Regions from separate parts of the Homo sapiens genome. Here region 2 is linked to region 1. A link is an interaction called in ENCODE POLR2A ChIA-PET data of the cell type or tissue named here. Cell type or tissue: MCF 10A. All regions are shown on one strand. Each heading gives the region's core, and the rest is flanking DNA. Links, peaks and the distances in the headings are about the cores only.

What was found. Peaks named below come from ENCODE experiments on the same cell type or tissue, not always from the same donor. Only the 100,000 strongest peaks of a DNase experiment are listed, where the experiment ranks them.
Region 2: POLR2A ChIA-PET joins it to region 1 with 39 read pairs; 25 of 35 experiments call an interaction of 5 or more read pairs at or near these places.

What each region holds. Positions count from the first base shown.
Region 1 is chr14:49,891,867-49,894,772 of GRCh38, reverse strand. ARF6 (ARF GTPase 6) reads right to left here and starts at 1,691. Exons shown (of 2, transcript NM_001663.4): 1 at 1,616-1,691; 2 at 1-1,517. The coding sequence starts at 1,036. The coding sequence ends at 509. RefSeq lists enhancers at 762-811, 842-1,161, 2,032-2,131 and silencers at 1,322-1,511, 1,552-1,941. In MCF 10A, for the core only: no CTCF peak of the experiment used is centred there; DNase peaks (open chromatin) are centred at 1,812 and 2,292.
Region 2 is chr14:49,971,048-49,973,953 of GRCh38, reverse strand. LOC105370485 (a long non-coding RNA gene) reads right to left here and starts at 2,315. Exons shown (of 4, transcript XR_007064159.1): 1 at 1,328-2,315. In MCF 10A, for the core only: no CTCF peak of the experiment used is centred there; DNase peaks (open chromatin) are centred at 923, 1,453 and 2,063.

The DNA of each region.
Region 1 (2,906 bases), core at 325-2,824:
TTTGATTAAGCAATAATTTTCAGTTTACTAGATGAAACAGACTTGCAACATAGTCTGCATGAATGCAAAATAAGCCATCTACAGCAAGTGATAAGGAAACTGGGCAAAAAAGGAAAAAAGCATACATAGGAAAATGAAAGATTCTCTCGAAATAAAAAAATCAAACTATTATTACAAAGGACTTTACCAAGAACTGCTGTGTTTCCCCCATCCCATCTGCTGGAAGTCAACAAGAGCATCTAGCAACTTTGTGTTCATGTCAAATGTCAGATCAGAGCATCCTAACGCAAAGCCAACAAAAAAAAAAAAAAAAAAAAAAGGAAAAAGAAAGGGAAACAAACAAAAGAGAAAACCCCCAAGCCCCGTCCCCGCCAAACTGTAGAACAGTAACTCCAGAGTTCAAATTCAAAAGAAGAGAAAGTGGCAATTGAAAGAGGTGATGGTGGCGATAATCCTATGAATGGGTTTTTGATTTCTCTCCTTCCAGGGGATGGGTGGAGAATGCTCATTAAGATTTGTAGTTAGAGGTTAACCATGTGAGCCCCTCATAGAGTCCGTCCCCTGAGGTGGCACAGGAGGGCTGCACATACCAGTTCCTGTCCCGAATCCGGGTCAGGCCCAGTTTCTCCTGGATCTCGTGGGGTTTCATGGCATCGGGCAGGTCCTGCTTGTTGGCGAAGATGAGGATTATGGCGTCCCTCATCTCCCGGTCATTGATAATGCGGTGCAGCTCCTGGCGAGCCTCATCGATGCGGTCGCGGTCGGCGCAGTCCACTACGAAGATGAGACCTTGGGTCCCAGTGTAGTAATGCCGCCAGAGCGGCCGGATCTTGTCCTGGCCGCCCACATCCCATACGTTGAACTTGACATTTTTGTAAGTCACCGTCTCCACGTTGAAACCCACAGTGGGAATGGTGGTCACCGACTGGCCCAGCTTCAACTTGTACAGGATTGTTGTCTTGCCGGCCGCGTCCAGGCCCAACATGAGGATCCGCATTTCCTTGTTCCCGAAGATTTTGGATAGCACCTTCCCCATCGCGTCGGAGGAGCCGGGGCCGGGGGCATTCAGGTGTCCCGGGTCCCCTCAGCCAACAACGCCGCCGCCGCCGCGAAACCGAAACGAAGCCTCTCGGCCGCGAGAGCGCCTTTGCGGCCTGCGTGGGAGTTGCCTCCTAAGGGCAGAGGCCCAGGCCCCCCGCTCACTCGGGCATCACCGACCGCACAACTTGATTTCTCCAGTCGCCGCCGCCACCCGGGCCCTGAGACTGCGCTGGGAGCCGCCGCCCTGCTGAGGCGCGGCCCGGCCCGGAACTGCCCTTCCCCCCGCAGGCGCCGCGCGAGCGCCGCCGCGGTTCCCGCTCCTCCGCCTTCCTCTCACCGCGAGGGAGACTGCAGCCCTCCGGCCCGCCCGCCGGCCTGCGAGCACTGGGCTCCCCACCGACCCAGGACACCCGAGAGGCAGCGCGGCTCCGGGGCCCCGTCAGGTCATGGATCCTCGCGGGAACTCGGTGCGCTGCCTGCAGAGAAACAGAGAGGGAGGGGAGTTACTGCCAGAGCTCCACAAAGGAGCGAAGACCGAGGTGGCCCGCCTTTCCAGCTCGGCCCAAGGGGTTACCTCCAGCCGCCGCCCCGAGCGCGGGCTCCCTCCGGCCTCCAACTCCTCCTCCCAGTTCTGCCGCCGCCGCTGCCGGAAAAGGCGCCGAGGAAACCGCCTCACTTCCCCTCCCGACCACGCAGGCGCAGCAGAGGCCGACCGTTCGGACAAGAGCGACCTCTGTAAGGAGAGCGGCCCGCGCGCCTAGCGTCATGGGCGCCACGCGCCGGAGGGGCGGGGCTACGGCGCCTCGGAGGGCTCGCAGATGCGGCCGGCCCAGAGCCCTCGAACCTCGGACTCTGACTCGCGCCTACCCGTGGCTCTTCTAGCGTCTCCTTCCCTGCTTTTCTCTTTTGCGCTCTGCCCTCCCCTGCCCACCCGAACCAAGGGAGCAGATCTACTGGGGGGCCCTACAGGGTGGGGCCCACGGGCAGCCCGCTCTCTCCACGAACCGAGCTGCCTCCAGGCCTGTTCCCAGACCTCGGTGCCCGCCAGATGCTCTGCGAATTCCCTCCGCCCGCCCCAGCCTTCCCGCACCCTCCGCGCTCCCTGAACGTCCCAGGGAAGCTCTGTTCGCTTTTGTTTTTTTTTTTTTTCCCTTTTTCGCAACCCCTTCTTGGCTTCCTTTATCCCTTGAATTTTGTATGTTTCCTGAAAGACACGTGGGAGGCCAGTGTCTCGTGTGGAATCTGCCAGTCAGTGCAGCGCTTTCCCGGAGTTGAGTTTACTCTGCAGCTCTTTTGAATGTTTGAGCCCTGTCTGCCTATAGGTCTCGTCAAGACCAGCCCATGTTTCTTAAAAACTGCAGTATTATGAAGAGTTCCTGTGCCTTGCCGCGTTTTCACCTTTTTAGAATGCGACATCTGTTCATCTTTAAAATATCATTTTATCTCATACTGTTAGTAGTAGCTTCTTAACTACTACCCATTCTTAACTTTAAGAAGCATAGAATTTAGAATATAGAACGACCGCTTGTATGGCCTGGATCTGGGCACTTAACCTTACTAAGTTTATCTCGTGTAAACTGACCTTGCTAACTCACGTGAGGCTTAAATAATACAATGTGGAAGACTTCAGGGCACATTTTTGGTTTTTTGGTTTTTGTTTGTTTCTTGAGACGGGGTCTCACTCTGTCGCCCAGGCTGGAGTCCAGTTGCACAATCTCGGCTCACTGCAGCCTCCTCATCCTGGGTTCAAGCAGTTCTGCCTTAGCCTCCGGAGCAGCTGGAATTAGGTCGCCCACCACCACGCCCGGCTAATTTTTGTATTTTTAGTAGAGACGGGGTTTCACCATGTTGGCCAGGCTGGTCTC
Region 2 (2,906 bases), core at 257-2,756, 79 kb before region 1:
GGCAGAGCCAGCCTCACTCACACTTCCTAGGTGGAGAGTAGGAGTAAGGTTCCAGCCTGGCCAACGTAGTGAAACCCCATCTCTACTAAAAATACAAAATATTAGCTGGGCATGGTGGCGGGCGCCTGTAATCCCAGCTACTCGGGAAGCCGAGGCAGGAGAATCACTTGAACCCGAGAGGCGGAGGTTGCCGTGAGTCGAGATCACGCCATTGCACTCCAGCCTGGGCAACAAGAGTGAGGCTTCATCTCAAAAACAAAAACAAAAACAAAGAGTAAGGTGGTCTCCAAAGGATAATCGAGGTGCACCTGCCAGCAAAAGCATATTCTAAGACCAGGCCCCACAAAAGCTCCATGGTATTGTTAGATACAGATATTACTGAGCATTAATACTGTAATAATACAGTGACGGTCTTTTCCATCTGTTAATGTTCTACTCATTTTTCAGATTCATTTCAAATGTCACCACAGACCAGGCGTGGTGGCTCACTCCTGTAATCCCAGCACTTAGGGAGGTCAAGGCAGGCAGATCACTTGAGGTCAGGAGTTTGAGACCAGCCTGGCCAACATCATGAGACCCTCATCTCTACTGAAAATACAAAACTTGGCCAGGTGTGTTGGTGGGCTCCAAGAATCCCAGCTACTTGGGAGGCAGAGGCTGGAGAATCACTTGAATCTTGGAGGTGGAAATCGCGCCACTGCACTCCAGCCTGGATGACAGAGGGATACTCCATCTCAAAAAAATAAAATAACATAAAATAAAATAAATCACCACAAACAAATCTCCCTAATGAGATTATTTTTCCATCAGCACTTTCTTTTTCTCTCCTGGCATGTATCATATCTTGCTATGTCGATTATGGTGAGTCACACAGCCATTTGTTTACACTCTGGTTTGGTTAAAAAAAGGCAGAGCTGGATCTGGGTACGCCTCCCATTCATGATGAGAACACCTCCCACCCCGACACCCAGGATGAGGGCTTCTCTGCCTGAAGTGTCCAGGCCTTGGAATGAAGAGGCTAAAAGGTGGTAAGAAAAATGAAACTCAAATAGCTCACTCCAGGAAGAAAACTCATCCGTGGCACAACACTGCATCTTGGAAATCAGCCTGGCTTTTCTTTCTTAAGTCATACTGGAACTGTCTCTCTTTAATATGTGTGAATGAAGCTGAAAAGAGATTCAAACCCTAAGATGGCAGTAGCCTTAGAAATTTCATATCCTGAATAAATTTGAGAGAGAGAGGAAGGGGAGAGAGAGAAATGTTGCGAGACACCTTTCTTCCTCCAATAAACAAAAAAGCAAATACCCCAGATGCCTTTTATACTCACCCCGGGGCAAGCAGCTTATTACTAAGTTCAGAAGCTTTTGCTGCTCCTACTTTCTACAACCCCATCTGTTTCCTCTCCTGTTGCTGGTGGCTTCATTCCAGGGACACTACCCTTGAGGAAGAGGGAGCTGGCATACTAAGATCCTTCTAGCGTCACTCTTGCTTGCAGACACCTGCAGATTTCCCGTGAATGTTTCCTGTTCAATTCAACGGGTTTTAATTACATGAACTAACATTTGCTCACTCTTAAACCACGGTTGCCCTCATAAAAGACAGACTCCAAAAGACTGGGATTGGGCAAGCCCAGAAAAATCTAAATGTTTATGCAAACATGCTCATGTTTCCCTCCTCATATTCCTTACTGCTCTATCATTACAGATGTTCTGCCTTGGGAGATCTACCTTCTGTTTTTCTCATTTAAGGCAAAAAAACATAAATTCTCTCTTTTCAATTTCCATGTACTCCTGGTGGAAGCAGGAGTAAGTTCCCCTCCTGCAGACACCTCAGCTTTCTGGGCATAAATGGCCCCTGTTGGCTCCTTAGTGAAGTCTAAGAGGCAGTGACCCTCCGTGGAGCTGCAGTGGTGCTTCCCTTTCTGTAGCTTCTGGGCCATATTTCTGAACCAGAAATTGAGAACTATCTGAAAAAATCTGAGATGTATTGTTTCTCAAGTCTTGTCAAGCATATTGCACAGTTTGCTCCCCTGCCAAGTTTCTCCCTCATAATCCTGACATGTTTGTCCCAAAACACACTCATTTCCCATAATCAAAAGAGCCTGGTGGGGGGGGGTGGGGAAACCTGAGAACTCAAGAGGCATAAAAATGAAAGCTAGTTATGTGAGACTTCATTTATTATCATGATGAACCCAAGAGTTTCCGATGTATGGTTTTTGGTAGTTTTTAGAGTCCAATGTCCTTATTTTGAGCTTAGAGATATTGCAAGGTCCCTACCACAACCCCCACCACCACACACACACGAGGCTGCCCACACGAGGGGCATCTGGTGAAAGGAAGCAACAATCAGTTGACAGTCTATCAATCAACTGGAAGTGAGCTGTTTTATCCACAAAGTAGGTTGAAAGAAGAGTGTCTAAGCACTCCTTTTTAGACAATAGAGCCTGGGTACAGATTACCAGAAATCTGAACCACACCAGAAGTTCTTAGTGCAGTAGATATTTAACAAGGCAAAATGCACGCCCTTCCTCTTCTCTAAACTAGTTCCGTGACGGTGGTGGAATGAAAGGCTTTGGCTTTCATACACATCACTCAGATATAAATAACTGCTTCTGACAGCCTCAAGCTTGACTTCCTCAAACTCAGGTCTTCACTTCCCCCAGGGCAAGGTCAGGTACACCTGCTTCTCCAAAAAGCGGCACATTGCCTTCTTCTAAGTAAATTATCTCCATATTTTTGAGGCGGAGTTCTTAAGAAAGGCAAAACCACTGCACCTAAGCAATCAGTTGCACTTCTATGCAAGAGTCTCCATCACTCTTCTCCAAAGACACTAACTACAAAACCAAATATGTGATTCTTGAAATCAAAGAAAACCTGCCATACACTGCTCTTTAATCACTGCCTCCC